Regions from separate parts of the Mus musculus genome. Here all the other regions are linked to region 3. The links are chromatin loops, found by intact Hi-C in ENCODE. Cell type or tissue: heart. All regions are shown on one strand. Each heading gives the region's core, and the rest is flanking DNA. Links, peaks and the distances in the headings are about the cores only. Region 1 overlaps Flacc1 (flagellum associated containing coiled-coil domains 1). Region 2 overlaps Flacc1 (flagellum associated containing coiled-coil domains 1). Region 3 overlaps Gm28802.

Region 1 (10,807 bases), core at 4,081-9,080, 190 kb after region 3:
CACTTCCAGCTTAATTACCTTCAGGGCTAGATGCCAGGTCCAAACACTCTACTATGAAACGCCTTATCGACCACTGCATCCCCATGCCTTAGTCGTGGAGAAGACACAAACAGACCAGAGTCAGGCAGTCTGGGGGCCTGGCTGGTGTGACTAACAACAAGCTCTCTTGGTGATAGAGTGTTTGTCCCACAGGACTGATATCATTTCTGACCTTCAGGAGCAAATTGCTGAGTTGATGGCAATAATAGAACAGATGAACAGAGACCAGCAGTCTGCCCTGAAACTGGTGAGTGACCCTTGTATCAGCCACACCCTCATGGCTAATACATTCAGATTACCCAAGTGCCAGGTAACATGGCAGGCGGATCACCACCGTACTGAAGCGTGGTATCCAAGCGCCAGACTCGGCATAGTGTGCAGTGAGCAGTACCTTCCCTCCTCCATCCTCATCCATCTCTGTAAAAACTGAAAGACATTGCATTCCTGGGGTTCCAGGTGCCTTTGGGTGTGTGCATGGTAACACTGTCTCTTCTACACTGCTAACACTGTCATGAGATCCGCAGGCTTCAGAGGTTGCCAGGCTATTGCTAATGACCCCGGCATGGAAGATGCCTCCTGTGTCTTGGAAAACCTTCTAGGAAGCCCTAGGGCCCACCCTCTGTTACTATGAAGGTCCCAGAGCCCATTCTTCAGAATCAACTGGAGTCCATTTAGTCTGGATGCATATGTATGTTTATGTATATATATATATAATTATGCCTGCATGTACACCCACAGGCCAGAAGAGGGCACCAGATCTCATTATAGAGGGTTATGAGGCATCTATAATGGTTCTGCTGGGAATTGAGCTCAGGATCTCTGGAAGAGCAGCCAGTGCTCCTAGCCTCTGAGCCATCTTTCCAGCCCCTCTTGATGCATTCTTAACAGGTGACATTTTTAGCATTTTGGTCACCAGTTCCAGTTTTGAGCCTTTCTTCCCCAGCTCAGGCATGTGACCAGGGCTGGAGTAACAGACCATAGCCATGCTCAGAAAGTACCCCCTGGTGTTCCTGAAGGGAACCGTGAGGCTCTGCCTTCCCACAGCAGCCTCTCATGCTGATTAACCTTAGGCTGTCTGAATCTTACAGTCACGGGCTGGTTCGTGACCAGGCTTAGACCTTCCCCACCTCAGCTGGGCTGATGTCTTCTACAAAAGAAATCTGAAGCTTGAGGAAGCTTGTGGAAGGTGGTGGGGCTTCAGGCAACCTCACATTTTGACTCACCACCACAAGCCCTGCACCACACAACTTTAGCGACTGTCTTTTTTGCAAGTGGAAGTGGGGGTGTTGAAAATATTCTAACCTTTGAAAGGTCTCTGTGCAGAATCCAGGATGACACCGAGATGGGGTATAAGAAGTTTTTAGGAAAAGTTAGTAACACCACGGACAGACAGACAGAAAGACAGACAGTCTCCTAGCAGAGACTCTGAGGAGTTGATGCCCCGTTGCCTCCGCATGCTGGGACTCTGAGGAAGAATCCAGGTCCACAATGTGGAGGAGGGGCCTGCAGCCAAGATGGCTGATTCCCTGGCAGAGGGCAAGGAGGGAAGAGGAGGGACTGTGTGGCCACACGTAGCCCTTTGATGTGTCCACAGTCTGATTGTTGGTTCTTTTTGACTCTTCCAGTCAAGTCTCTCGCTAAATAAGTGATTCCCAAAGGTGAAAGAGCCCAGAGGTTACAGTATTAGGATGAAATGACAGAAGGAACCAGACCCAATGACAAAGTAGCAACAAAATGGTGGCCGTGCATTACCCGCATGATGCACTGACTAGGGAGAGGACAGTCAGTAGTCCCTCTGCTATGTGTGTGTCCTGTGCACTGCAGAACATGCCCAGGAGAGACTGAGAGGGGCATCCCCTCAGAACGGAGGGGCTTCGCGTATATAGATAAGAGCGGGCTGGGGCTCTGAATGCTTGGCTGTTAACGTTGGCCTCATTTCTAGCTCTCCAAAGATCTGGATCTCCGCTGTTCCAACATGAAGCAGAAGTTTGAAACCGAGAGCAGGTATGCTTTCTGGCAGAGGACTGCGTGCTGAGAGCCCAGGATCCCGTGCCCTGGCAGGATTCTAGGTCCCCAGGCATCCCCAGCAGGGCTAAGTGCAGCCTGTGACACTAGAGAGCAGGGTAGCCTCATTACTGCCACTAAGATGAATCAGTTTGTGTTTGGTATCCCTGCCTTTCATCGTTCATCCGTCTCATTGCCACTGTAGTATTTCTTTTGATTGGTTGCTGAGGAAAGTTATGTTGTTCTCCACGAAGCTTCTGTCACCCTGGATTTGTTATAAGTACATTCTCCTTCCCGGTCCTCCTCCTCCTCCGCCTCTCCTCCTCCTCCTCCTCCTCCTCCTCCTCCTCCTCCTCCTCCTCCTCCTCCTCCTCCTCCTCCTCCTCCTTCCCTCCTACTTCTGTCTCTTAGCTCAGGGCCTGGGCAACAAAGGAAGGAGAGATGGGTGGAGAGGGGACAGGCCATGGCAAGTTGGGGCCAGGGGGAGAGAATAAGAAGGAAGTGTGTTGTGTGTTGTCTGTGTGGGGAACATTATTTTTTTTAAAGCCTGGAGGCCATCTTGGTGAGAGACAATCACCTCTGGCTGCACCATCCACACTTGCTTGCTTATAATTACTTTCTGATTTTTAAAGAACAGTTTTAGCGTCTTGGCAAAATAAGGGAGAGTCTGAACTCCCAGGCAGGCACATTGTGTACCATGCACAACAGCCTCCTTGTAGAACCGACCTGTGTTCTGTCGGCAGATGAGAGTTTAAAATGCTATTCTGCTCCAAAAGAGAAGGGAATTCTCCCAGTTGTGAGAACATGGGTGGATCGGAAGGATGGAAGTGAAATAAACCAGGCAAAGAAAAGTCTCTGTGTTCTCACTCAGAGCTGAAACCTCTTAGGAAACAGAACCTAGACTGATGGTTGGTTACTTAGGCTAGCCTATGAGAGGTGACTGTCAAAGTGTACAGAATTTGGGCCAGCGCTTCCACCAGGCCTGATGACCTGGATTTGATCCCCAGGACCCATGTGGTAGAACACTGAGTCTCTTAAGTTACACTCTGGTCTCCATGCATGGATGGATGGTTGGTGTACACACACGCCATGCACACTAAATAAATTAAGTAAGTAAGTAAGTAAATAAATAAATAAATAAATAAATAAAATAACAATGTTTTAAAGTATATAAAATCTCAGACAGTAGAAATATTTTTTAAAATCTTTGCAGGCCTTAGGATAATAATACTACCGTGTTCTTCATTTCTTATTGCACAAGAGCACATTTTAAGGCTGTAGAGATGACTCAGTGGTCCTAAGTTTATACTGCTCTTGCAGCGGATAGTTAAACATGCTGTTCTAGTTTATGAATACAATGTGGAAATAATTAAATCAACATAGCTGACACACAGATGTCAACTCAATGATTACAATTTTTTGTGGTAAGAATGTTTGAAACTCGCTTTTTTTTTTAAAAAAAGTTGTTTTGGTTGTTCATTTTGTTTATATGTATGAGTCTGTGTGGGGTAAGTGTGCATGAGTATAGTACAGAGGTCAGAAGGTGCTGGACCCCCTGGAGCTGGACAGGTAGTGGCAAGCCACCATACCAGTGTATGTTTAACTCCACAAGCTTGTGTAATGTACATGAGTATTTATTTTTATTTTTATTTATTTTTTAAACATATATAAGAAATAAATGTAATAAACCAAATACATGGACAAAAAAATACAAGAATCATATGAGCATCTCAATGGAAGAAAAAAAAAAAGAAAAAAAAAGAAAACAGAAAAAGTCTTTGATAAGATTCAATATTCCTTCTTAGTAAAAACCCTAGAATAAGTAGGACGTAGGAAGCATATTCCAACATAATAAAGATTGTGTATGACAAATCCATGGCCAATATCATCCTAAATGAATAAAACCATTAATAAGCCCCATTAACATCAGAGATGGGAGAGGACTGCCCACTGTCCCTACTTCTCATCCATAATGTGATTGAAGCATTAGCTGGAGCAGTAAGGCAAGAGAAGGGAAACAAATGGGAAAATATTAGGTCAAAGTATTTTCAGTTGAAGAATATATTATCTTATACCCAATATTCTCAAAATTTGACTAGAAAAATTGTAGAAATTATCAATAATTTCAGCAAAGTGTTGTGATTCATAATTGACTTACAAAATTTATCAGTCTTAATACATAAGCGTAACAAGCCTGCTGAAAAAGAGGTCATGGACACGTTCCTCTGCCAAGTTCTCAAATCAAATAAAGTATTTAGAATATACATAACAAAAGAGGTTAAAAAAAAACCCTCTACAATGAAAACTTTAAATGTGTGAAGAAAGAGATTGAGAAACATACTAGAATTTGAAGACCTCCCAAGCATACAACTTGGTAGAATTAACATTGTGAAAAAAAGACTTTCCTACCAAAACAATTTACTGATTCAATAAAGTCACAATCAACATCCCCATCTCATTCTTCACATAAATAGAAAAAAAAATTCGCAATTTGATATGGAACAACAAAAGACTCAGAGTAGTCAATTAGTCCTAGATAAGTGTTTGTGTCTATGCATTCTGCTCATTTTAGGGGCCAAGTGCCTCTGTCTATGACCCCAACATTTATGTATCTGTTTCTATTGAGTCAATTTTGTTAGATATTAGAATGGCTACTCCAGCTTGTTTCTTGGGACCATTTGCTTGGAAAATTCTTTTTCTACCTTTTACTCTGAGGTAGTGTCTGTCTTTGTTACTGAGATGCGTTTCCTATATGCAGCGAAATGCTGGGTCCTGTTTATGTATCCAGTCTGTTAGTCTATGTCTTTTTATTAGGGAACTGAGTCCATTGATATTAGGAGATATTAAGGAAAAGTGATTGTTACTCCCTGTTACTTTTGTTGTTAGAGGTAGAATTATGTTTGTGTGGCTATCTTATTTTGGGTTTCTTGAAGGAAGATTACTTCTTGCTTTTTCTAGGGTGTAGTTTCCCTCTTTGTGTTGGTGTTCTCCATCTATTATCCTTTGTAGGGCTGGATTTAAGGAAAGATAATGTGTAAATTTAGTTTTTGTCATGGGATATCTTGTTTTCTCAGTCTATGGTAATTGAAAGATTTACTGGGTATAATAGCCTGGGCTGGCATTTGTGTTCCCTTAGGGTCTGTATGACATCTGTCCAGGATCTTCTGGATTTCATAATACCTGGTGAGAAGTCTGGTATAATTCTAATAACTCTGCCTTTATGTGTTACTTGACCTTTTTCCCTTACTGCTTTTAATATCCTTTCTTTGTTTTGTGCATTTGGTATTTTGATTATTATGTGAAAGGAGGAATTTCTTTTCTGGTCCAATCTATTTGTAGTTCTGTAAGCTTCTTGTATGTTCCTGGGCATCTTTCTTTAGGTTAGGGAAGTTTTCTTCTATAATTTTGTTGAAGATATATACTGGCCCTTTAAGATGGCTCTCTTCTATCGCTATTATCCTTAGGTTTCATCTTCTCATTGTGTCCTGGATTTCCTAGATGTTTTGAGTTAGGAGCTTTTAGCCTTTTGCATTTTCTTTGACTGTTGTGCCAATGTTTTCTATGGTATCTTCTGCACCTGAGATTCGCTCTTCTATCTCTTGTATTCTGTTGGTGATGCTTGCATCTAGGAGTCCTGATATCTTTCCTATGCTTTCTATCTCCAGGGCTATCTATCTCTCTTTGTATTTTCTTTATTGTTTCTATTTCCATTTTTAGATCTTGGATGGTTTTGTTCATTTCCTTTGCCTGTTTGATTGTGTTTTCCTGTAATTCTTTAACGGATTTTTGTGTTTGCTCTTTAAGTGCTTCTACCTGTTTACCTGTGTTCTCCTGTATTTCTTTAAGGGAATTATTTATGTCCTTCTTAAAGTCCTCTATCACCATCATGAGAAGAGATTTTTAGATCTGAATCTTGCTTTTCTGGTGTGATGGTGTATTCAGGATTTGCTATGATGGGAGAATTGGGTTCTGATGAAGCCAAGTAACCTTGGTTTCTGTTGCTTATGTTCTTATGCTTGCCTCCTGCCATCTGATTATCTCAAGTACTACCTGCCCTCACTATATCTGACTGGAGCCTGTCCTCCCTGTGATCCTGGTTGTATAAGAACTCCTCATAGTCCAGCTGTCTCTGTGATCCTGGGATTCTGGGTGTGTCAGAGCTACTGAGAGTCAAGCTGCTTCTGGGATCCTGAGATTCTTGTGTGACCACGCCCCTAGGATCCTGGGATCCTGGGTGTGTTAAAGAGCCTTGGAGTGGAGCTTCCTCTGGGTGTTATGGGACTTGCTACAGAGCTCTGGCCCAAGGTCTGCTCAGGGCTCCAGCACAGATCAGAAGGAACTGTGCCTCTGCTCATGTGGGGTTCCTGCTTCCCTGGATCCCGCTAGCCCTAGTTACTCCCAGTGGTGTTGGGACCAGAAATGAGCATTTATGACAAAACAAATCCTGGTAGAGATACCACCTCTATATAATCCCCAGCATTTTAGGCATTGATGTCTTTATTTATTTTTCTTGTTTGTTTGTTTTTTTTTTTTTTCAGACAGGGTTTCTTTCTTTGTAGACCAGGCTGTCCTTGAACGCACAGAGATCCACCTGCCTCTGCCTCCCAAATGCTGGAATTAAGGTGTGTGCCAGCCACCACGTCCAGCTTGCTTTGTTGTTTTTATATTACTTTAAAGTTTTCAAGCAAAATTACCAGGAAGGTACAGAGCCCCCACATATCCCTTGTGTTCCACCCTATAGCCACCCTCGCTTTCAGCATCTCTGAAAAATGTTTTATGTGTTACAATTGATGGGCCTGCATTGGCACATCATCATCACCTGCTTGGAAGTCACTCCTGGTGCACAATATTCTATGTGTGTGAAAAATAAGTGTGTGTGGACGTGCATTCACTGTGAGAGTGCTGTACACAGTGGTTTCACTCTCTTAGTATGTATGCTCCAGTTCCTAGTCCCTCCATAGTCCCTCCCAAGGCAATGCCTTGAAACAACTGTCTCCATAGGCTTTCCTTGCTTGATGTTGGAATAACATCACATACGTAGTCTTTGCAGAGAGGCATTTTTCCTGTAGTAACGTGTGTTTCGATTTCTCCCATCTGATTTAAGCCTTTGGGCTCTCACTTTAGCACTCAAACACTATCAGCATATAAATCCTGGGATGGGAGCTAGATCTGGGGTTCTAAACTATTCTGGGTGCTTCTATAATAGAGCTGTAAGTAAAAACTATTGACTAAGAAGAGAGTCTGAGGTGCTTGCCTGAGCACTATTCAAAGAAGGGACTGTAGGAAACACCTCACTCAGAATAGAAACCATAAGAATACTCTAGGACATGAGGGCTCCACCTTGGTAAGGAGTGGGAGGGGGAGGGCAGGTCAGTGCAACAGCTCAACTCTACACTGTGTGTGTGTGTGTGTGTGTGTGTGTGTGTGTGTGTGTGTGTCTGAGTGTGTGTGTGTGTGTCTGAGTGTGTGTGTGTGTGTGTGTGTGTGTGAGTGTGCATGAGACTGTGTGTGCATATGTGCATAAGTATATGTATGCATGTGTGTACAAATGTGTGTCTGGATGTGTGTGTAAATGTGTTTGAGAAAGTGTATGTATATGTGTATATGAGTGTGAGTATACATGTGTGAGTATGTGTATGTATGAGTGTATGTGAGTAGGTGTGCATATGAACATGTGTGTGTATATATGAACATGTGAATGTGTATATGTGAGTATGTGTGTGTATTTGATCATGTGTATGTAGGTGAGCATGTGTGTGTATATATGAGTATGTAAGTGTGTATATGTGTGTGTATATGTGAACATGTGTATGTGAGCACATGAGTGTGTATATGTATGTATATATGGATATGTATGTGCATATTCCTTCTCCTCCTCCCCTCCATGTGCTTGGCCTCACTGTGTTTCTGTGGACCATAGAAGACAGCTTTTGGAAGCAATTCTTCCCTCCACTATAGATTCCAGGGATCAGATTCAGGTTGTTAGGCTTTCATGGCAAGCACCTTTACCTGCTGAAACAGCTTGTTCATGCTGAACTTCTTTTCTTGGATGGTCCCACAGGGAACTCAAAGAGACTCACAGAGAGGAGCTCGAGAGGTTAGAGAACAACTACAAGGAGGCCCTGAAGGCAGAAAAGGCCTTGGCCGAAGAGAAACTAGGTACTGTCGGGCCCTGGGGGGATGCTGGGAGGAAGGTGGACAGCCTTCCCTGGCATCCCTATAGCCATGGCTTGGCACAGCCAGATGTCCAACATTTCCCTTCTGAGGCTTAAGGCATGAGAATGACTGAGAACGGAACTGCTTCATCACTGAAGCAAGAACGTGAAATTTTTTTAAGTGCATTCTAAAGTTCTAAAACTACAATATTACTATGATGCCTTCAGGTTTTCTTGCATGGAGAATGGCAGTGATCTCTTGAATGCTCACTGGGCTACTGTGATTGCAAGGCTCTGTAGTGCATAGTGCTATGCTGACAGAATCTCACTGTTTACACTGCTCTTGGGGAAAGCAGAGTGTGCACCCTTCAGATTTGGGGTTTATAGACTAATGTCCACAGAGAGAACGAGACACTCTACAACCTTCTTCCTCTGTTTGAAGTTAGTGTCTTATTTACACTTTGCTTGTTTTCTAGTTTCCTGAAGAGAATGTGTGGTTTTCATAACCACTGTAAAGGAGGAAATGATACAAAAAGGAGAAGCAGATGCATTGTGGGAGGTTCTGTTCCTCCTTCCCATAGATACAGATGACCCTCGGGGGTGGGGGGAGGTTGTCTTACTAAAACAGCTGAACAGAGTGTGGGAACTCTGAGATCTTGGAGAAGCATGTTTAGAAAGTACCTGGCCTCTCTCCCAGAAGCTCTTCATCCATCGGTTCAGGTGGGATACAATAACTGATAAGATTTTTGATAAGCTTCCAGAGCGACTTGGGAATCCCAAGACGGTTTCATCACCTCAGGGAGAGCTTGGGTGTGGAGCTGAAGAGTTCATGTGAGTTTTGGAAAGTGTGCCCACCGAAGGAATAATGACATCCTTGTTTTCTTTTCCTCCAGATAAGATGAGCAAGGAATATAAGTATCTGAAGAGTATGTTCCATGTGTTTCAGGTGAGATTCCAAACTGTATGGTAGGCTCTGAGAGCAAGAGAGGTGAGGCTCCTTCCTGGCTGAGAACTTGAGGATGACTGTAGACCTGGAGAGATTCTAATACTTCCATCCACAGTGTCACTGCTGTGCCCAGCAGGAATGAGTCCAGTGGCTTCCATGTTTGCTAAACCAGCCATTCAACTCTGAAGAGGCCTGTTGAGAAGATGGTGTAACAGCTGTTCACTGTCTTCTAAAAATGAAGACTGGGAGGGGGGTTAGGGGCTGGAGAGAGGGCTTGACAGTTAAGAGAACTGGCTGCTCTTCCAGAGGCCCCAGGTTGAGTTCCCAGCACCCAAATGATGGCTCAAAACCACATGTAACTACAGTGCCAGCAGACCGAACGCCCTCTTCTGGCCTCCTCAGGCACCAGTCCCACAAACAGTGCACAGACCTACACACCGACAAAAATACTTACACACATAAAACAAGACTTTTTTTTTTAAGTGGAGCTAACCACCAACAGTTACATGGAAAAGAAGAAATTGTCACTCACCAGAGGCACCCATGCAAACTGCAGTACTTTGTTGAACCATTCACTGAGCGAATCTACACTTGTATCCTCTTTTCTCTTGGGCACTTTAGGTCTTTCCCTCCTTTGTTGTGACTGCCTCTGTGGCTTTGGGATATCACTGTCCCTTTCCCACTGACCACGTGCTATTAGAGTCACTCCCGGTGACAGAACACAGAACTTCAAACAGTGGAGTACTGGTCAAACAGTGGACATATTTAAGGCCTTTCAAAGATTTGATCAAATTGCCATCCAAAAATTTTATCTCATTCCACATTCTACAAGCTGAGACCTGAAGCCATTTCCTTTCATCCCTGTACCAGTTGGGTTTGTTGTCAACTTGACACAAAATGGAGTCATCTGGGGGGAGGGAGCTTCGTTTGAGAACTTGCCTCCATTGCCTGTGGACAAGTCGGTGGGGCATTTTCTTGATTAATAATTGACATGGGAGTGCGCAGCCCACCACAGATGGGGCCGCCTCTGGGCAGAGAGATACAAAAACAGGCCAAGCAAGCCACGGGAGCCAACCAGTAGCCAGGACTCCCCTGGCACCAGTTCCTGCCTGAGTTCCAGCCCAATTCCCTCAGTGATGGGTTGTAATATGGAAATATAAGTGAAATAAACCTTTTCCCACCAAAGCTGCTTTTAATCAGACTATTTTATCACAGAAGTAGAAAGTAAAAGTGGACAATTCCCCAAACTTGATGAAGACCCAGAGCAGGCTGCCTTACAGGGAGATGCAGAGTCAGATGATTCTCAGACTCAGAGAGCCGATCTGTCTTCCAAAGAAGTCAAGATTCACAGGGTAAATGCTGTTACTAGAGGGCCTTTGACCTTCCAGCTTATCCCAGCTCTCCTCTGAGCTTTGCTGGAATGGGCTTTTTTATGTGTAACCCATGGAAGGGTCCCTCAGCAAGGCCCAAGTTAGGGGAGAGCAACGCCCCATGTGACCCTGTGAGTAACTCAGCAGTGTTCCCCTGTCATAGCGTTCCCCTGCAGTAGAGTTCCCCTGTCGTTGTGGATCTTCTCACCGGTGCCTTCGTGCTCCACAGGATAGCATTTACGAGGAAATGGAAGACAAGTGGCTGAGACGAAAGGCCGAATGGGAGAAAGATG
Region 2 (10,807 bases), core at 798-5,797, 200 kb after region 3:
CTCAGCAAACTTCTAAAGGCAATGCAGACATGAAGACAAAAGTTGGTGCTTGTTAATCATCACACGGTTGAGCAGGGTTTTTTTTTTTTAATTCTGATTTTTTATTAGATATTTTCTTTCTTTACATTTCAAATGTTATCCCTTTAAAACAAAAACAAACAAACAAACAAATAAAGGCCGGACATGGTGGTGCATGCCTTTAATCCCAGCTCTCGGGAGGCAGAGGCAGGCAGATTTCTGACTTTGAGGCAAATCTGGTCTACAAAGTGAGTTCCAGGACAGCCGGGGCTATACAGAGAAACCCTGTCTCGAAAAAAAAAAAAGAAAAAAAAAAACAAAACAAAACAAAACAAAAAAAAAAAAACAACCAAAACCAAAACCAAAACCAAAACCAAAACCAAAAACAAAAACAAAAACAAACAAAAAAACAAAAACAAAAACAATGTTATCCCCTTGTCTAGTTTCCCCTTTGAATATCCCCTCACCCCCTTCCCTTTGCTCCCCAATTCACCCACTCTGATTCTGGTCCTGGTATTCCCCTATACTGGGTCCTAGAGCCTTCACAGGACTAATCGACTCTCCTCCCATTGATGACCGTCTAGGCCATCCTCTGCTACATATATAGCTAGAGCCACTGCTCCAGGTAAAACACTGCCTGCCATCTCTCCCCCCCCCCCCCCCCCACACACACACACATACTCTCTGAACTCTGCCCACCAAGGCAAAGGTGGCTTTGTCCTTCAGAGCCACAGAGATGGTGACTTGTTTATTCATCTTCCTGACAGACCCTTGGCTTCTTTGGGAAGGACCATAAAGAGGGGCTTCTATGGAACAGAGTTGTGACAGGGTAAAGAAACTCCATTTTGTGCTAGGCATCCATCTTGCTACCCACAGGCATTTGTGTGAGACTCCAGTTCCTTGGGGTGACTCAGTGCCTCTCTCCACCTAGAAATGTGCAGCTGTGACTCTAACTGCTTGTCAGCATCAGTAACCTCTTTATGCAGACATTCAAGGACCACCTACTCTTAGCACAGTAGAACCACGCTTGGCTTGCTTATGCAGATACTAGGTCATCTCCTGGTTTTCATCTTTAAAAATCCTTCCCTCTGTCCTCTTTGTGTAGCAATCTCAAATTTGGCTCAGAGAGTGTTGTCCTGCCATCAGGATCAATACATTTAACCAATTATAATCTAGATGGAGTCTGTGGTCTGTTTACAGGGGCCTCAGACTCCTTAACAACAGGCTAGCTGGGGACCAGGGTTCCACCATGGATACCTGGGACCCTTCGATGGGTTTTCCGTGTCAGTCTCTGAGGCTAGGTTTAGTTTTTGCATTTTCCAGCCATACCTTCAGTCCCCCACTTTGGCTTTCCTCCTCAACTTGGTTTGCACTATTCATTTTCCTCTCCTTTCTGCTCCCTCACCTCGGCTGACTTTCTCACACTTGATATTTCCCTCTTGCCCTTCCATGCAGACACTCTCCTCCAGTCTCTGCTGATTTTTCTATTAGTTAAATTTATTTTTATATTTATTAACAGTAAGCCTGGTATGGTATGGTGGTGCACACCTTTCTTTAATCCCAGCACTGGAGAGGCAGAGGCAGGCAGATCCCTCTGAGTTTGAGGCCAGCCTCCTCTACAGACTGAGTTCTAAGATAGCCAGGGATATGGAGAGAGACTTTGTCTCAAAACCACAAATACGTATATCCTTTCCTGATCACTCTTTCTGCTGGCCTGTTCCTTATGCTCCTCTTCAGTAATGATCTTTTACATGTCTCTGTACTTCCAGCCCTATCACAGTTGATGAGATTCTGCTCAGAACTTTCTCTTGGCAGCAGTCTTGTTCCTTTTCTCAACAACCCTCCCTTCCTGATGTGTCAGGGTGCTTTGTGGAACTCCCCTGCATCTGTCCAGATCATTTTATGACTCATCATGTCGGCTGGAACTGTAAGCGATGTTCTCTTCAGATTCCCTGTCTGGACCCAGACTGAATCACCTGCATCTTTGCCCCACCCCACCCCACCCCCACCCCACTCCATTCTACCCCACACTGCTGCTTCTTCATCCTTCTCAATCCTTCCACCATCATCTCCATCCAACAGAAAGCTCTGGTGACCACAAGGAGATCATGGGAGCATGGTGGGATTCCTGCATCTCAGAGATGGACTAGTGAGTGCTCAGATAACACCCCCATCTCCAACCTCAGACCCTGCCCAACCTGGGAAGGGCATGAGGAGAGCCAGGATAGAGCAGGGCCCACATCTGCTCAGAACCAGTTGAGGGGGAGGAGAAACAATGGACACACTCCACTGCCACCTCTGGCCCACCTAGGTCAAACTAGCCAAAAATGTTCCGATTTTAAAACTTAACGCGGACATAGAATGCCTAATGTCTAATGTATTGTTTTCCCCTAAAAATAACTGATAAAATATATTTATTTGTTTTTCACATTCATACATTCTTTTTATAAAAGTAGCTTGAGGCAGATCTTCCTCTGTAGCCCAGGTTGAAACCAGCTGATGTGCAACCCAGGATGAGCCTGCCCTTCTGGCCTTGGCCTGCGGGCACTGACCTTCCAAGCCCGAGCCCATACCCACTGTGTTCCTTCTCACTGCTCAGCAGAATCGCTTAGTGGAAAGGTCATACAATGTGCTTCTTGGTTTCCTGGCTTGTAATTTTTTGGATTGTTTTCATTTGTTGGATTTTAAACAAAGCTTCTATGAATATTTTTGTACAAGTGACTCATAGATATATTCTCTTCCTTCTCTTAGAGTGTATCACTGAAACTCCAGGGTACACAGAGGAAATCTATGGTTTCCACAGTAGAAATGTTTTACTTTGAGATCTGAAATATGTGAATTCTGACTGCACCGAATCCTGCACACTTAGGCCACCCAGTCATTAACTATGGCCATTATAGTGGGGATGAATATGAAGTGACAGTCACTTTTTATAAGTCTCTCTGATGACTAAACAAGGCCAGTTTTTCTAAAGTGTTGGGGGAGGACAGCATTGATAGATTTCTATCTTCTTTTGTTCCTGTTCATCCCTTCTATTATTTAAAAGATATGGATATTGGACTTGCAAACTTTATATGCCCCAGTACAGGGGAATGCCAGGGCCAAAATGTGGGAGTGGGTGGGTAGGGGATTGGGGGAGGAGGGTATGGGGGACTTTTGGTATAGCATTGGAAATGTAAATGAGGAAAATACCTAATAAATAATATAAAAAAGATATGGATAATACAAATATTTTGTATATATAGTTGCAATAAGAACTTCTACTGGGAGGGGTTGCTTTCTCATTTTGCAAACATTATTTTTCAATGTACAGAAATTTCTAATTTTGATGAAAGGCAGATTATCAATCTTTTCTTTTTAGAATTAAAAGCTCTTTCTGCCTTCCCCATAACACTACTGTCTATCATAATGCCATGGGTATTCTCTTTTTAGAAACGTGTTGATTTTAGCATTTCTGAGTCTATGGTCCATATTGAATAATTTTTTGTGTGTAGAGTGAAGTAGAGGTCATAGGAAATTTTTCTGTATGAATAGACAATTATTCCATCATCCTTTCTGAAAAAAGAAAATGTCCTCCCTCCTGAGTCGTCTTGATGTCCTCTGAGTGAAGGGCAAGATTCTCTTCCCATTCTGCTTAACCGTTTCTTTACACTCAAGGAGGCGCTGCACAGCCTTGGTGCCATGTAAAGCCAGTGAGATCGGGCAGACAGCCTGACTGGGCTACTGGTCCTTGCTTTGATTTTCCTCTTGTTAATTTATTTGTTAGCTTTGGTTTTGTTTCCCAGCATGGTCTATACATTTTCCATTGCCTTACACTTCTATGTAAGTTCTAGAGCTCATCACACCCAACAGTTGATAATGCTGCAGTTCAGTAAGTGTTAAACTCCTGAGTCCTCCGGTGGCTTCTTAATTCTCTAACCTTTCCAAATTCAATTGTTTTCAGGAGCTCCTAAGACAACATGATGAAGACATCCTGCAAATACAGGAGCTGAGAAAATCCAAAGAGGTAAGGGTTCCCATTCAGCTCTATGAAAGTAGTGTCTTCCAAGCCCTACACACTTGGGGAAATAAATGAATTTTACCCAGATCAGTATAGTTACTGGAGCACCCAAACCTAAGTGTTGAACTCTGTAGGTCAAAATGAATCTCAAACTCCATGTCAAGCAAAAGCAGCCTTTCTCAGAGCCAGCTGTGAACAAGGAGAAAGCAAAGGCTGCATGGTCATTAGTGTTGAATAACAGCTATGTCTAGTGACGCTTAAAACACAGGACTTTGAATTACAGAACATCATTATCTTAGTTGGCATTTTATTGCTGTGAAGAGACACCATAACCAAGGCAGCTCTTATAAAGGACATCACTTAATTGGGGCTGGCTTACAGGTTCAGAGGTCTAGTCCATTATCATGGTGGGGGCATGGCAGCATCCAGGCCCAGATTGTGCTGAAGGAGTTGAGAGTTTTACATCTTAATCCCCAGGAGGCTGTGTATCTCAGTTGTCATATGACCTCAAAGCCTGCCCTGACAGTGGCACACTTCCTTCTACAAGGTCACACCTCCTAATATTGCCATTCCCTATGGCCAAGCATTCAAACACATGAATCTACAGGGCTATACTATTCAAACTACAACAAATCAGTAACGGCAATTTGATCAAAAAGAAGCCTCAAGGTTCAACCAATTGGCTTGAGTCCATGGAAGCAGCAAGAAACCTCTGGAACATCACCAGAAGTTCTTTGGTGTGTTTCTCTCTATGAAGTCACAGCAGTGAAGTCACAGCAGTGAAGAAGGCAAGGCGAACCAATGCTGCATTGTTTTGCACAAAGACCATCGCCAGCAAAGCCCAAATGAAGATCAGCAAAGAGTGGCAAGGCGAACTAATACCTCACACCGCATCATCCACTGTCTGTTGGGTTATATTTATACCCCTTCCAAATATCACATGTTCTCTCAAGTGTCCAGTCTAGCAAAACATCACAGGCCCTTTTACCAAGCAGCTTCCAGAAAAACACCATGTGTCTGCCTCAGCAAAACATCCTCTCATGAGACAGTTTTCAGAAACCAGAAACTTCCAGTGCAGTCATCCATCTTGAAAGTTCCCATATAATCTCCCATGGTACCCTTCATGTTCCCCTGCTAGCTGCTTGCACTACATGACATGTTAGTTACCGAGCAGTCAGTATCAGCACGCTGTTGTTAACTGAGATCCCTATTTTATATCAGGGATCACTCTTATGGTATACATGCTATGGGTTTTGGTTAATATATAATGTCAGGTATCCATCATGACTGGGTCAAACAAAACAGTTTCTTGCACTAAAAATACTCTTTCCCAGCATCCTCCCTTCCATTCCCCCCAGCCACTGAACCCACAAACCTATTTACAGTCTCTAGTGTTTCGTCTTTTTCAGAATATCACAGAGTTGGAGTCAATAGAAAGAGGTATTGTAATAAAGAATATGCAGAATGGGGTTGGAGAGATGCCCTAGCAGCTCACAGCATTTGCTTGTCTTCCAGAGGAACAGAGCTTAGGACCTAGCATCCAAATCAGGTGACTCACAGCTGCCTATTAACTCCAGTTCCAGAAGAGCTGATGCGTTCTTCCGGTTTCTACAAACACCTACACTCACATGTGTACCTGCTTGTGTGAACACACACACACACACTAAAAATTAAATATAAAAATTTTTTAAGGAGAACACAAAGTTTGGAAGAATTAGAGGGTGGATCTAGCTAGGGAAAAGTGGGAGGTAAATATGATCAAATGCATTGTATTCTCAAAAAGTCATAAAAATATTATATCTTAAAAACAAATCTTTAAAAAAAAGACCATGCAGTGGCTGAGTGGCTGATGACCACATTGCCTGATGAAGGCTGCTTTGGCTGTAGTGGCAGTGAACCTGAAGAGCAGGACACAGGAGGGAGAGAAAGAGAAGGTAGAAATGGCAGTAAGTGGTACAAGAGAGTGTGCCTGAAGTTGGCGTGGTGTATGTGTTCCAAATGCCCTGGAGAAGGGAGTATTCCCGGGTTCCCTCTTGTCTTGGGGACATTAATTACATCAGCATGATGTCCTGAGGCTGCTTCCTCTTGTGCAGATCTTGGAGGCTGAGTTGCGGGCACAAGCTACTGTTCTGGAGACCCTGAACACAAACCTTTTCCAATGCCAGAAAGAACTCGAGAGACAGGCAAGTCCTGGTTAGACTGAGAACCGGGCTGGAGAGGAACCTGGAGAACTGCTGTTCTGCCCAGGAGCTATGTCCCAAGGGCTCTGGGGAAGACAGCTATTCAAATTTATCTTCTAGAAAACTATTGCGGCAAATCTAGAGAAATTGTTCCAGACAAAGCTTGCTGAAGCTGAAGAAAAGCATAAGTACAACATAAAGACCCCGACAGAAGAAAATAACTGCCTCAGGTATGGGATCTTCCCTCAGGGGTCCTTGGCTGGGTTGCTTTTGAGAGCAGAAGGTTGTTCAAGTGACTGATAGGTCAGGTCACCGTCTTGATCTCTGGGAGGAGGTAAACTTCTGGACCTGGACACACATTGTGGAGGTAGACTTTTCATATCTAGCCTTTTCTCCTGTGTGTCTGTTTTTGTGTAAAACACAGGTAAATTGTCAGTGGGTTCTGAGCTGCTTTGTCCCACGACTGAGGATTGTTTTTCAGAGTTCAGTGGGTTTTAGCACTCTGATTCTGGCTTCTGTTGAGACTAGTTGCCAGTCACCATCACCATTCCCTGAAGGGCCTTCCTAAACCACCAACTTAGAAGATAAGTTACCTATTTCATCAATTTCCATTGGAAATATGATCTCCCAAACACCACGTTTCACCAAATGTAAGCCAATTACTGTGATGAGAGAAGATGCTTCCTCAAGCTGGAAGAAAGCCAAATTCTCTTACCTACCTGCCAGCAAATACCCCCATCGCCTTTACCCGTCGAGGTTTCATGATATAGTGACCATCATTCCTTTTATAGGCAGATGTTAACCACAACCACATATGAGGAAACTTCAGAAGTTTCTGAGAAGTCCTCATCTGCCAGTCCCAACATGTATGAGTCTGACGTTCCTGAACACAACAGCAACAAAAAGCAAGCATCGTAGGTAACTAACTGCTCCTGGGGCTGAGCGACACTGCCCTGGGAGGAAGCTACGGACTCTTCTGGAGAGACGCACGGGAAGGCTGAGCTCTTGAGTTGTTCTGTACTTTTGTCATTTTTCACAATTTGCTTTCTTCCAATGGATAGAAATATTTGAATTCTTATCCTAATTATATCTTGGCTCTCCATTGAGAACTGGTGTCCTCTGTACTGGAGTCGGACTTCTGTGGGCTGTGTGCTATGCTCTTTTTTACTTTTCACATGAGACTAATTTGAAGGGTCTTCTTTTTGGGTGATCCTTGCATTTTGGGGTGTGACTTTTGTCCCCCTGAGGGTAAACAGCAATTCATTGATTTAATTCCAAAATCTTTATTCCCTCCCATATCAGACTTTTTAGCCCAGTGACTTGGGAAGAGTAACTGAATATTTACACTGTCTCTGACCATCAGGAGAACTCAAATGCCCACAGAGCAGGCAACAAATCCATGGAACCGGAGTGGGCACAGAGTAACCAGTCACAGAGGCAGGATGCTAGAGGAGGTCGGTAAACTCAGAGCCACACCCTTTTCTGACCATGGCACTTCTTAGACTCATTGGACTGCCTGCCACTTGGGTGCATGGGGTCATTATGATTAAAAAAAAATTCTGGTTTTTATGTGGAAGTGCTTTTAAGTGTTGGCAAGGAATGTCAAATGTTCACCACGTGTGAACATGCCAATTGTAAAACAAAACAACAACAACAAAAAAACAAACAAAGCAAAAACAAACAAAAGGATCCCCTAGAAACAGTAAGGTAAATCTATTTTTCTTAAAACAAAACAAAACAATACAGCTTTTGTCTCACTGACAGTTTACTTAGGAGGGAACAGGGAATATAAAAGTTTATAGGTACAGATTCAATAAAATATATACTAAAGAGTAATGCGTAGAACAACTCAGTTTCTTTTAAAAAGCTATATGAAAACATAAAAATAACCCTATACATTAATATGGAATTTGAAAAACAAACAAAATTCAAGATAGAGATCCTGCTAGATCCTGATTCAAACAGACTGTAAGAATGCAAGAAGATCGGGAGATTTTTAACACTGACTGGTATTTAATGTTCAAAATTGCTTTGGCTATCTAAAACGTACCTCATCCTTAGAGACACTTGGGTCTCTAAACTATTCATATGTAAGAATATTCCACCTCCATGGACCCAAGTCAGAGCCTCCAAGTGAGGGAGTAAGGCAGGCAGGTGAGGATACAGTCAGGGAGGACAGAGCACAGCACAGATGTTGATGTTGGAGGCTGTAAGCATGTGGCTTCACCATGCTGCCATTGCTTTTAGTTTTTGTATATTTATGAAATTTTTCACAATAAAATACTTGTTTTAGAAAATAAGTTTTGTTTTAATGTTATTATCCTACAAAACATAAATAAAACCGTCTTTTATAAATACTTCTAGAAAATAAACAAAAACAGAATTTCCTGATGGACTATTAGCTAGAAGTACATTAAGTAAAAACCTGTAAGTTACCTAAAAACTAACAAAAATAATTTTTACTCCTTTTTTTAAGGGAAAAAACCAAACAAACCAGGGTCAAATGTAGCTCAGGCTGGCCTCAAACTGGTTATATAGCTGAAGATGACCTTACACTCCAGACCCTCCTGCCTCTACATCCCAAGTGCTCAGTGTGGTCCACCACAACTGGCCTCATTTTCCTTAAATTTATCTACATCTACTTATCCAGTCACACGTTGCATGTATGGAGAGAGTGTGCTTTGGAGGTCAGAGGAAAACTTATGGGAGCCAATTCTTTCATCATTTTGGTCCCAGGGATCAAACCTTGTTACCAGTCTGTGCAGCAAGCCCCCTTACCCGATGAGCCACCTCACCAGCCCCCCATTCATTGAAGATATAACAGAAATGTTAACATTGGCGAGTTTAACTTTTGCTCATGTGTAGGCATGTAAGGAGAGCTGACATGCATGCTCACATGTGCATAAGTACATGTGTGAGCACACACATGCTTTGGCAGGCACATGCATGCAGTCTTCCTCAATCTCCACCATAATCAGGGAGGCAGGGGCTCTCGATTGAACCTATAGCTGTCCTCCGATACCACTGGTCTGGCTACACAGCTTGCACCAGGAATCTTATCCCCACCCTCCCAGTGCAGTAGCAATTATAGGAGGGACAACATGCCCATCGCCCATCGCTATTTACATTGGTTCCTGGGAGCTGAACTCAGGCCCTTGAGTTTGCTTGGCAAGTTCTTTAACCACTGAGCTATCTCCTCATCCTGGTCCAGGCTAACCCTTAACCACACTTAGCCTCAGAAGTGTTTTTACAGTTAATGCTCTCCACAAACAAGGGGACCCTTTCCTTTCCATTATCCCCCATGCTCCCTAATAGCTCTCACTCTGAAGGACTACATGAAATACCCAGAGACTAATGAAAAACTAACCTGGAAGAATTAGATACTGCACAGAAAAAAGTTTAATATTTTTTATTACCTCTGAGAATTTCATGCAGCAAAATGCTGATGATATTCACCCCTTTCTCACCCCAGGTCCCCGCTCCCATCATTCACCCCCTTTGTTAACTTGTCTCAGGTCCATGTTCTTTCACCCACTCTGTTAACTTGCCCCAGGTCCCTGCTCCCGTCATTCACCCATTCTGTTAAACAGGTTTATGTTCCAGTCTTGCTTTCTTACTCATGCATCTTCAAGTTTGTTTTTTTCAAGACAAGCTTTCTCTGTGTAGTCCTGGCTATCTCAGAACTTGCTATGTAGAGCAGGTTGGCTTTGAACTCAGAGATCCTCCTGCCTCTGCCTCCAGAGTGCTGGGATTAAAGGTGAACCCATGGAATTCAGTTTGTGTTGCCCAGCTATTCTTGGGAGAGGGACCTGCCTTGGAGTGTGATTAGCCTACCAAAGGTTGCTCCAATTTAAAAAAGCAAAACAAAACATACATCTAAGTGACAGTATACAAACTGGGTAGGTTATATTTAGAAATGTGTGTGTGTGTGTGTGTGTGTGTGTGTGTGTGTGTGTGTGTACAACAGTTAATGAGAAAGGAGGTCATGTATTTGAAATTGGAACATTACATAGAAGGATTTGAAGGGAGGAAAAGGGGAAATGATGTAAGTGTAACCTAAAAAACAAAAGAAATCCTAAAAAATAAATTAGACTCATCCACACAAAAGTGCACAGATAAGCCATGTGAACTGTGGAGAGCACACATCATTAGGGAGGGAAGAAGAGCTTCTTCCGTAGTGTGAAGGTGGGCTGTGTCATCTGCTTTCCCTTGTTCCTCCTGTCGTCTTTATTGCTCACGTCATAGTTCACGCCAGTCAGGATGCTAAGAATGTCATCTCCTCTGAAAAAGAAAGCAGCATAAAGCATATGGGGCAAGGAAGTGCCCACCGTCTCACTGGCAGTGCCCACCGTCTCACTGGCTGTGCCCACCGTCTCACTGGCTATATCCACTGTCTCACTGGTAGTGCCCACCATCTCACTGGCTGTGCCCACCATCTCACTGGCTGTGCCCACCATCTCACTGGCTGTGCCCACTGTCTCATTGACTATGCCCACTGTCTCACTGGCTGTGCCACCTTCTCACTGCTGTGCCCACTGTCATACTGGCTGTGCCCAGCATCTCACTGGTTGTGCCACCCACTGTCTCACTGGCTTTGCCACCCACCATC
Region 3 (10,807 bases), core at 3,396-8,395:
GCTGCCTTTTAAACAAGTTAAACTAAATCAAAGGATGGACAGCCAGCAGATAAAGTTTTAACCATTTTTTTCCACATGAAACACAGAACAACAACCAGTCAAACAACAAAACAAAAACAAACATAAATAGACAGACATATGGACAAATGGTGTACCAAGGACAGACAATAGACAGAGAGGGAATAGAACTTGATGTCTCAAAGGGACCCAGATATCCTAACCAGAACTGAGAATATCTCCATAGGAGCCAGAGAGGAAGCAGGATGTCTCCCAATTTCCTTCTGTCCCTAGGAGAGATTTGAAATAGCTTATTTTTATTTTCCCTCTTTTTTGCTAAAAGGTCCCAAACAGGGGATAACTGCTTTTCTGAAACTTATTCTCTCTCTTTCTCATGTTCAAATTCTAATTCTTTATCTCCTCCTTCTGGGAATTCTGCCAGAGAAGGGAGAGGAGGCTCAGTGGTAGCTTCTAATAGTTACTCCCAATAAGAAAAGGTGGTTGCAGGGACCGCATTGGGACCCTCATTAGCTAGTTTATCATTTAAATCTCTGCCTACCTTTCACCATTTATTATGGTGTATCTCTGCCCCGTCAATGATAAACTAGGGGCATGCTTGATCTATAAAAATAAAAAAGTTTATCAAATCTTTTTTCTTAACTCGAACTCCCCTTTCCCTGAGTGAAGTTTTCAGGTCTTTGATGAAGACCGCTTCATTCGACAGTTTAGTTCCCATTTCTTATCAGAGAGGAATTACTCATTTTCTCCTATGAGCAGTAGGAGCATTCCTCAACCAACTTATTCTTCTAGTCGTGACGAACCGCTCTTGGACCTAGTCTCCATGGTCTCTGCCGGGCAAAGGTCCGTGCCTCAAGCCTCATGTTAGGCGCCACTTGTCCAGTCCAGCAGGACCTAGTTATTCCCTGGGTCGAGGAGGACCGAGGCCTGCAAGAGAAGCAGGCAGAGAAAGGGGAGCGAGACCAAGCAAAGAGTTGTCAAGGTCTGTTTAATGAAGGCTAGGAGCCTGATTATAAGCACACAGTGAGAGAAAATAGGGAGGGGTCAAGGGGGCATAATAAAATACAGAGAAAGGGATGGACATCTGGGGCAAATGCTGATTACAGGCTTCTTGCAACTTATCTTGGAATGTCAGCCCTAAAACTCTCCCAGGCAGCCTTCAAACATTCTGCAGTTTATCTTGGAGTGCCATAAACAGTCCCAGGCACCAAACGGAGACATGGAGGAGGAGGTGAAGCTGCCTTAATCTAAGCAGTTCTAGGCACCAAGTGAAGGAGGGAGTGAAGCTGGCAGTCTCAGGTGCCAGATGGAGGCAATGAAGGAGGGGGCGACATAATTCCCTTCAAAGGGTCAGCCAGATCTTTAGGGTGAGAGTAACTGTGGGACCTAGTTTCCCACAGTTTGGTCTCTCAAACAGTTTGTGTTTGGTATCCCTGCCTTTCATCGTTCATCTGTCTCATCACCACTGTAGTATTTCTTTTGATTGGTTGCTGAGGAAAGTTATGTTGTTCTCCAGGAAGCTTCTGTCACATGGGAATTGTTATAAGTACATTCTCCTTCCCGGTCCTCCTCCTCCTCCGCCTCTCCTCCTCCTCCTCCTCCTTCCCCCCTCCTCCTCCCCTCCTACTTCTGTCTCTTAGCTCAGGGCCTGGGCAACAAAGGAAGGAGAGATGGGAGGAGAAGGGACAGACCATGGCAAGTTGGGGGCAGGGGGAGAGAATAAGAAGAAAGTGTGTTGTGTGTTGTCTGTGTGGGGAACATTTTTTTTTAAGCCCAGAAGCCATCTTGGTGAGAGACAATCACCTCTGGCTGCACCATCCACACTTGCTTGCTTATTATTACTTTCTGATTTTTAAAGAACAGTTTTAGCAAACTCTCCCTTGGCAAAATAAGGGAGAGTCTGAACTCCCAGGTAGGCACATTGTGTACCATGCACAACAGCCTCCTTGTAGAATCGACCTGTGTTCTGTCGGCAGATGAGAGTTTAAAAATGCTATTCTGCTCCAAAAGAGAAGGGAATTCTCCCAGTTGTGAGAACATTGGTGGATCAGAAGGATGGAAGTGAAATAAACCAGGCAAAGAAAAGTTTATGTGTAGCCGGGTGTGGTGGTGCACGCCTTTAATCCCAGCATTCGGGAGGCAGAGGCATGCAGATTTCTGAGTTCGAGGTCACCCTGGTCTACAAAGTGAATTCCAGGACAGCCAGGGTTATACAGAGAAACCCTGTCTCGAAAAATCAAAAAAGAAAAGAAAAGAAATATCTCCGTGTTCTCACTCACAGCAGAAACCTCTTAGAAAACAGAACCTAGACTGATGGATGGTTACTTAGGCTAGCGTATGTGAGGTGACTGTCAAAATGTACAGAATTTGGGCCACCACTTCTACCTTTTACTCTGAGGTAGTGTCTGTCTTTGTTACTGAGATGCGTTTCCTGTATGCAGCGAAATGCTGGGTCCTGTTTATGTATCCAGTCTGTTAGTCTGTCTTTTTATTAGGGAACTGAGTCCATTGATATTAGGAGATATTAAGGAAAAGTGATTGTTACTCCCTGTTATTTTTGTTGTTAGAGGTGGAATTATGTTTGTGCGGCTATCTTATTTTGGGTTTCTTGAAGGAAGATTACTTTCTTGTTTTTTCTAGGGTGTAGTTTCCCTCTTTGTATTGGTGTTTTCCATCTATTATCCTTTGTAGGGCTGGATTTAAGGAAAGATATTGTGTAAATTTAGTTTTTGTCATGGGATATCTTGTTTTCTCAGTCTATGGTAATTGAGAGATTTGCTGGGTATAATAGCCTGGGCTGGCACTTGTGTTCTCTTATAGTCTGTATGACATCTGTCTAGGATCTTCTGGCTTTCATAATCCCTGGTGAGAAGTCTGGTGTAATTCTAATAAGTCTGCCTTTATATGTTACTTGATCTGTTCTTTTCTGGTTCAATCTATTTGTGGTTCTGTAGGCTTCTTGTATGTTCATGGGCATCTCTTTCTTTAGGCTAGGGAAGTTTTCTTCTATAATTTTGTTGAAGATATCTACTGGCACTTTAAGATGGCTCTCTTCTATCCCTATTATCCTTAGGTTTCATCTTCTCATTGTGTCCTCGATTTCCTGGATGCTTTAGGTTAGGAGCTTTTTGCCTTTTGCATTTTCTTTGACTGTTGTGTCAATGTTTTCTATGGTATCTTCTGCACCTGAGATTCTCTCTTCCATCTCTTGTATTCTGTTGGTGATGCTTGCATCTAGGACTCCTGATCTCTTTCCTAGGCTTTCTATCTCCAGGGTTGTCTTCCTTTGTGAAAAATATTTTATGTGTTACAATTCATAGGCCTGCATTGGCACATCATCATCACCTGCTTGGCACATCACCAGGAATGTTCCTGGTGCAGAACATTCTGTGTGTGTGAAAAATAAGTGTGTGTGGACATGTATTCACTGTGAGAGTGCTATAAATGGTGGTTTCACTCTCTCAGTATGTATGCTCCAGTTCCTGATCCCTCCACAGCTCCTCCCAAGGCAATGCCTAGAAACAACTGTCTCCACAGGCTTTCCTTGATGGATGTTGGAATAACATCACATACGTAGTCTTTGCAGACAGGCATTTTCCTGTAATAACATGTGTTTTTTGTTTCTCCCATCTGATTTAAGGCTTTGGGCTCTCACTTTAGCACTCAAACACTATCAGCATATGAATCCTGGGATTGGGGCTAGATCTGGGGTTCTAAACTTATTCTGGGTGCTTCTATAAGGGAGCTGTAAGCAAAGACTGTTGACTAAGAAGGGAATCTGAGGTGCTCGTCTGAGCACTATTCAAAGCAGCAACTTTAGGAAATGCCTCACTCTGAATAGAAACCATAAGAATACTACAGGTTGTGAGGGCACCATCTTGGTAAGGAGGGCAGGTCAGTGCAACAGCTCAACTCTAGACTGTGTGTGTGTGTGTGTGTGTGTGCGCGTGCGTGCGCACAAGCTCCCATGCGTGTGTGTGCATGAGAGTGAGTGTGCATATGTATATGTGTGTGTGTAAATGTATGTGAGAAAGTGTGCATGTATATGTTTATGTGAGTGTGAGTATATGTTTGTGAGTATGTGTATGTGTGAGTGTATGTGAGTATGTGTGTGAGCGAGCATGTGTGTGTGAGGGTGTATGTATGTGATCATGTGTATATGAGGATATGAATGTATATATATATCTATCTATATCTATCTATATCTATATCTATATATAGATAGATAGATATATATGTTTGTATGTGAGCATGTGTGTGTAGGTGAGCATGTGTATGTGAACATGTGTGTGTGTATATGAGCATGTGAGTGTGTATATGTGAACATGTGTATGTGAGCACATGAGTGTGTATATGTATGTATATATGAATATGTATGTGCATAAGTGTGTGTGCAGCACACTCCCCCTCCCATCCATGTGCTTGGCCTCACTGTGTTTCTGTGGACCATAAAAGACAGCTTTTGGAAGCAAGTCTTTCCTCCACTATAGATTCCAGGGATCAGATTCAGGTTGTTAGGCTTTCATGGCAAGCACCTTTACCTGCTGAGCCAGCTTGTTCATGCTGAACTTCTTTTCTTGGATTGTCCCACAGGGAACTCAAAGAGACTCACAGAGAGGAGCTCGAGAGGTTAGAGAACAACTACAAGGAGGCCCTGAAGGCAGAAAAGGCCTTGGCCGAAGAGAAACTAGGCACTGTCAGGCCCTGAGGGGAAAATGGGAGGGAAAGTGGGCAGCCTGTACCCTGGCGTCCCTATAGCCATGGCTTGGCACAGCCAGATGTCCAACATTTCCCTTCTGAGGCTTAAGGCATGAGAATGACCGAGAATGGAACTGCTTCATCACTGAGCAAGAACTTGAAATTTTTTTTAAGTGAATTTTAAAGTTCTAAAACTACAATATTACTATGATGCCTTCAGGTTGTCTTGCATGGAGAATGGCAGTGATTTCTTGAATGCTCACTGGGCTACTGTGTGCCCTTGGGGAAAGCAGAGTGTGCACCCTTCAGATTTGGGGTTTATAGACTAATGTCCACAGAGAGAACGAGACACTCTACAACCTTCTTCCTCTCTTTGAAGTTAGTGTCTTATTTACACTTTGCTTGTTTTCTAGTTTCCTGAAGAGAATGTGTGGTTTTCATAACCACTGTAAAGGAGGAAATGATACAAAAAGGAGAAGCAGATGCATTGTGGGAGGTTCTGTTCCTCCTTCCCATAGATACAGATGACCCTCGGGGGTGGGGGGAGGTTGTCTTACTAAAACAGCTGAACAGAGTGTGGGAGCTCTGAGCTCTTGGAGAAGCATGTTTAGAAAGTACCTGGCCTCTCTCCCAGAAGCTCTTCATCCATCGGTTCAGGTGGGATCCAATAACTGATAAGCTTTTTGATAAGCTTCCAGAGCGACTTGGGAATCCCAAGACGGTTTCATCACCCCAGGGAGAGCTTGGGTGTGGAGCTGAAGAGTTCATGTGAGTTTTGGAAAGTGTGCCCACCGAAGGAATAATGACATCCTTGTTTTCTTTTCCTCCAGATAAGATGGGCAAGGAATATAAGTATCTGAAGAGTATATTCCGTGTGTTTCAGGTGAGATTCCAAACTGTATGGTATCTCACGCAGGAGACAGAGGAGTCGACCACGAGGCTCAGAAGCTAGGGGTTTATATACAAAAAAGTTGGGGGTAGGGGAAGAATTGGCGCAGTTACACACAATTGGACAGTTTAAACATCAGCAAATTGTACGTGCAGAGCGAGGTAACAGCAGTTCTGAGGGGCAGGTGCTTAACTTGGCTGAGATAGTCCGGACGTCTTTGTATGCCTCTATCTTTATGGATAGCCAGTTCCTGGAATGACTTAACAGCAACAGCCTTTGTTCTTTGCCCTTGGCCCAAAAAACCCTCCTAACTAGCAAGCCGCATGAGTCATGGACCTTGAATTTAATTTTCTTTCAAGATCAGGACTTAGGCATCACCCGTGGGAACTATAAAGGGGCCTGGGAAAAGAGGGGGGAGGGAGGATAGCCCACATCCGGCCAGAGCTCCACCTATGTTCTGGGCAGGCAGATGAGGGAGGGCTGCCAGTCGCTTTCCACTCAGCCCAGGTGGCATGTAAGCCTCTGACCCACTCGATGGGGAGTGGATAAGGGGCAGTCCCCTGAAATCAAAATGTGCCCTGGGGTTTCACCCTGTCACCCTGGGGTTAAGGGAAGAGGGAAGAGAGGTTCCCACACAGGTGAGACTCTGCACAGTGGGCCTTGATTAGAGCGCAGAGACAGTCTATGGTTTTAGAGCTTTATTATAGAAAGGCAGGGAGAAAGAAGGTAAAAGAGAGAGACTGGCCATAGCCAAGAGGAAAGAAGGGGGAAAGGAGAGAGAGAGAAGAAACGCTAGAGAATAAGAGGGAGAAAGAGGTAGAGAGAGGAGAGAAGACAGACAGAGAGAGAGAAAGAGAGAGAGAGAGAGAGAGAGAGAGAGAGAGAGAGAGAGAGAGAGAGAGAGAGAGAGGTGAGAGTGAAAGAGCGAGGAGGGGCCAAACAGCCCCTCATGGTATGCTGCTATCTTTTCTGTTGCTAGGTAACTGGGGAGGAATTTAGCCTGAAGATCAGAATCTTGGGACATTGCCTACTTGACTGCTAGCCACACACTTCTCTTGTGGGGGCTGAGGGGAGCGGTAACTTCGATGGGAGCCAGGGTTCCAGGAGACATGAGAGAACTTCCGTCCCATGTAGATGAATTATCACCACCAAGTCCCAGGGTTCAACATCTCAGCTCAACTGGAGACCAGACTGTCTTTGCACAGCCCAATGCCCCACAATCACCCTAATTATACAAGCTATAAGCTGTCTTAGGTTCCTCCATCCTTTTCACGCAAATGGAGAATTGTGCAATATTGTCAATATTTTGATTATGTCACTCATGTGTACATTTCTAACCATCGTGCTAATTCCTCTTCCATTAAACCCATCTCCTCTCACCTGCCCCAGGCCACCATTCTTCTGGTTTTTACCACCACAGACTCAATTTATCAGTTTTTGTTTTGTTAAAAAAAAAAAAAGTTGGTTCTGTTGGTCTGATAGCATAACTTATTATGAAATAAACACAAATACAGTTGCTAGTTATCCTTGCAACGTGCCCAAATCAACCTTTAAAAGTTTATAAAAACCAAATGTAGAAAGCATCTTTCTCAGCAAACTTCTAAGGGCAATGCAGACGTAAAGACATAAGTTGGTGCTTGTCAATCATCACATGGTTGAGCAGGTTTTGTTTTGTTTTTTTAATTCTGTTTTTTTTTTTTTTCCTCTTTTCGAGACAGGGTTTCTCTGTGTAGCCCTGGCTATCCTGTAACTCACTTTGTAGACCAGGCTGGCCTCGAACTCAGAAATCCACCTGCCTTTGCCTCCCAAGTGCTGGGATGAAAGGCATGCGCCACCACCACCCAACTTGATATTTTTATTAGATATTTTCTTTATTTATATTTCAAATGCTATCCCCTTTTCTAGTTCTACCTCTGAAAATCCCCTATCCCCTCCCCCCTTGCCCTGCTCCCCAACCCACCCACTCCCATTACTGGTCCTGGCATTTCCTACACTGGGGCATAGAGCCTTCACAGGACCAAGGGCCTCTCCTCCCATTGATGATTATCTAGGCTATCCTCTGCTACATATACAGCTAGAGCCACTGCTCCAGGTAAAACACTGCCTGCCATCTCCCCGCCCCCCCCGCCCCCACACACTCTCTGAACTCTGCCCACCAAGGCAAAGGTGGCTTTGTCCTTCAGAGCCACAGAGATGGTGACTTGTTTATTCATCTTCCTGACAGACCCTTGGCTTCTTTGGGAAGGACCATAAAGAGGGGCTTCTGTGGAACAGAGTTGTGACAGGGTAAAGAAACTCCATTTTGTGCTTGGCATCCATCTTGCTACCCACAGGCATTTGTGTGAGACTCTAGTACCTGGGGGTGACTCAGTGCCTCTCTCCACCCAGAAATGTGCAGTTGTGACTCTAACTGCTTGTCAGCATCAGTAACCTGTTTATGCAGACATTCAAGGACCACCTACTCTTAGCACAGTAGAACCACGCTTGGCTTGCTTATGCAGATTCTAGGTCGCCTTCTGGTTTTCACATTTAAAAATCCTTCCCTCTGTCCTCTTTGTGTAGCAATCTCAAGTTTGGTTCAGAGAGTGTTGTCCTGCCATCAGGATCAATACATTTAACCAATTATAATCTAGATGGAGTCTGTGGTCTGTTTATAGGGGCCTCAGACTCCTTAACAGGGCAGCTGGGGACCAGGGTTCCACCATGGATACCTGGGACTCTTCGATGGGTTTTCCATGTCAGTCTCTGAGGCTAGGTTTAGGTTTTGCATTTTCCAGCCATACCTTAAGTCCCCCAATTTGGCTTTCTTCCTCAACTTGGTTTGCACTGTTCATCATCATCTCCTTTCTGCTCCCTCACCTCGGCTGACTTTCTCACACTTGATATTTCCCTCTTGCCCTTCCATGCAGACACTCTTCTCCAGTCTCTTTGCTGAGTTTTCTATTAGTGAAATTTATTTTTAATATTTATTAATAGCATTCCTGGTATGGTATAGTGGTGCACACCATAATCCCAGCACTGGAGAGGCAGAGGCAGGCGGATTCCTCTGAGTTTGAGGCCAGCCTCATCTACAGAGTGAGTTGTAAGATAGCCAGGGCTATAGAGAGAGACTTTGTCTCAAAGCCCACAAATACATATATCCTTTCCTGATCACTCTTTCTGCTGGCCTGTTCCTTATGCTCCTCTTCAGTAATGATCTTTTACATGTCTCTGTACTTCCAGCCCTATCACAGTTGATGAGATTCTGCTCAGAACTTTCTCTTGGCAGCAGTCTTGTTCCTTTTCTCAACAACCCTCCCTTCCTGATGAGTCAGGGTGCTTTGTGGAAACCCCCTGCATCTGTCCAGATCATTTTATGACTCATCATGTCGGCTGGAACTGTAAGCGATGTTCTCTTCAGATTCCCTGTCTGAACCCAGACTGAATCACCTGCATCTTTGCCCCACCCCACTCCCACCCCAACCCCATTCCATTCTACCCCACACCCCTGCTTCTTCGTCCTTCTCAATCCTTCCACCATCATCTCCATCCAACAGAAAGCTCTGGTGACCATGGGGAGATCACAGAAGCATGGTGGGATTCCTGCACCTCAGAGGTGGACTAGTGAGTGCTCAGATAACACCCCCACCTCCAACTTCAGACCCTGCCCAACCTGGGAAGGGCATGAGGAGAGCCAGGATAGAGCAGGGCCCACATCTGCTCAGAACCAGTTGAAGGGGAGAAGAAACAATGGACACACTCCACTGCCACCTCTGGCCCATCTAGGTCAAACTAGCCAAAAAAGCAGTATTGCTCAATGTTCAGGTTTTAAAACTTAACGTGGACGTAGAATGCCTAATGTCTAATGTATTGTTTTCCCCTAAAAATAACCGATAAAATTTATTTATTTGTTTCTCACATTCATACATTCCTTTTGTAAAAGTGGCTTGAGGCAGATCTTCCTCTGTAGCCCAGGTTGGAACCAGCTGATGTGCAACCCAGGATGAGCCTGCCCTTCTGGCCTTGGCCTGCGGGCACTGACCTTCCAAGCCCGAGCCCATACCCACTGTGTTCCTTCTCACTGCTCAGTAGGATCGCTTAGTAGAAACGTCACACAACGTGCTTCTTGGTTTCCTGGCTTGTAATTTTTTGGATTGTTTTCATTTGTTGGATTTTAAACAAAGCTTCTATGAATATTTTTGTACAAGTGACTCATAGATATCTTCTCTTCCTTCTCTTGGAGTGTATTACTGAAGCTCCAGGGTACACAGAGGAAATCTATGGTTTCCACAGTAGAAATGTTTTACTCTGAGATCTGAAATATGTGAATTCTGACTGCACCGAATCCTGCACACTTAGGCCACCCAGTCATTAACTATGGCCATTGTAGTGGGGATGAATATGAAGTAAGTTATTTTTTTTAAAGTCTCTCTGATGACTAAACATGCCCAGTTTTCCTAAAGTGTTGGGGGATAGATTTCTGTCTTCTTTTCTTTCTGTTCAACTCTTCTATTACTTAAAAGATATGATAATGCAAATATTTTGTATATATTTTGCAATAAGAACTTCCACGGGGGGAGAGGGGGCTGCTTTCTCATTTTGCAAACGTTATTTTTCAATGTACAGATATTTCTAATTTTGATGAAAGGCAAATTATCCATCTTTTCTTTTTAGAATTAAAACCTCTTTCTACCTTCCCCATATCACTACTATCATAATGCCGTGGGTATTCTCTTTTTAGAAACGTGTTGATTTTAGCATTTCTGAGTGTATGGTCCATATTGAATAATTTTTTGTGTATAGAATGAAGTAGAGGTCATAGGAAATTTTTCTATGTGAATAGACAATTATTCCATCATCCTTTCTGAAAAAAGAAAATGTCCTCCCTCCCTGAGTCGTCTTGATGTCCTCTGAGTGAAGGGCAAGATTCTCTTCCCATTCTGCTTAACTGTTTCTCTACACTCAAGGAGGCGCTGCACAGCCTTGGTGCCATGTAAAGCCAGTGAGTACGGGCAGACAGCCTGACTGGGCTAATTTATTATTAATAAATTTATTTGTTAGCTTTGGTTTTGTTTCCCAGGGTGGTCTATACGTTTTCCATTGCCTTACACTTCTATGTAAGTCCTAGAGCTCATCACACCCAACACTTGATAATGCTGCAGTTCAGTAAGTGTTAAACTCTGAGTCCTCCGGTGGCTTCTTAATTCTCTAACCTTTCCAAATTCA

What was found. Hi-C counts contacts between places; a loop is a spot of excess contacts. Peaks named below come from ENCODE experiments on the same cell type or tissue, not always from the same donor. Only the 100,000 strongest peaks of a DNase experiment are listed, where the experiment ranks them.
Region 1: a loop joins it to region 3, with 4 times the contacts of the local background. A loop is called at or near these places in 9 of 42 quality-filtered maps.
Region 2: a loop joins it to region 3, with 6 times the contacts of the local background. A loop is called at or near these places in 13 of 42 quality-filtered maps.

The regions. Positions count from the first base shown.
Region 1 is chr1:58,667,765-58,678,571 of GRCm38, reverse strand. Flacc1 (flagellum associated containing coiled-coil domains 1) reads left to right here. Exons shown (of 15, transcript NM_175370.5): 6 at 193-286; 7 at 1,982-2,043; 8 at 8,105-8,202; 9 at 9,092-9,144; 10 at 10,744-10,807. Among named protein-coding and RNA genes, the nearest start is that of Flacc1, 23 kb to the left of the region's middle. In heart, for the core only: no CTCF peak of the experiment used is centred there; no DNase peak of the experiment used is centred there.
Region 2 is chr1:58,654,617-58,665,423 of GRCm38, reverse strand. It overlaps Flacc1 (flagellum associated containing coiled-coil domains 1), which reads left to right. Exons shown (of 15, transcript NM_175370.5): 12 at 3,962-4,024; 13 at 6,112-6,201; 14 at 6,319-6,428; 15 at 6,994-7,303. The coding sequence ends at 7,000. It also overlaps the pseudogene Gm20257. Among named protein-coding and RNA genes, the nearest start is that of Flacc1, 36 kb to the left of the region's middle. In heart, for the core only: no CTCF peak of the experiment used is centred there; no DNase peak of the experiment used is centred there.
Region 3 is chr1:58,855,168-58,865,974 of GRCm38, reverse strand. It overlaps Gm28802, which reads left to right. Exons shown (of 14, transcript XM_030243918.1): 8 at 4,609-4,711; 9 at 5,412-5,481; 10 at 5,544-5,596; 11 at 10,786-10,807. Among named protein-coding and RNA genes, the nearest start is that of Gm28802, 36 kb to the left of the region's middle. In heart, for the core only: no CTCF peak of the experiment used is centred there; a DNase peak (open chromatin) is centred at 6,024.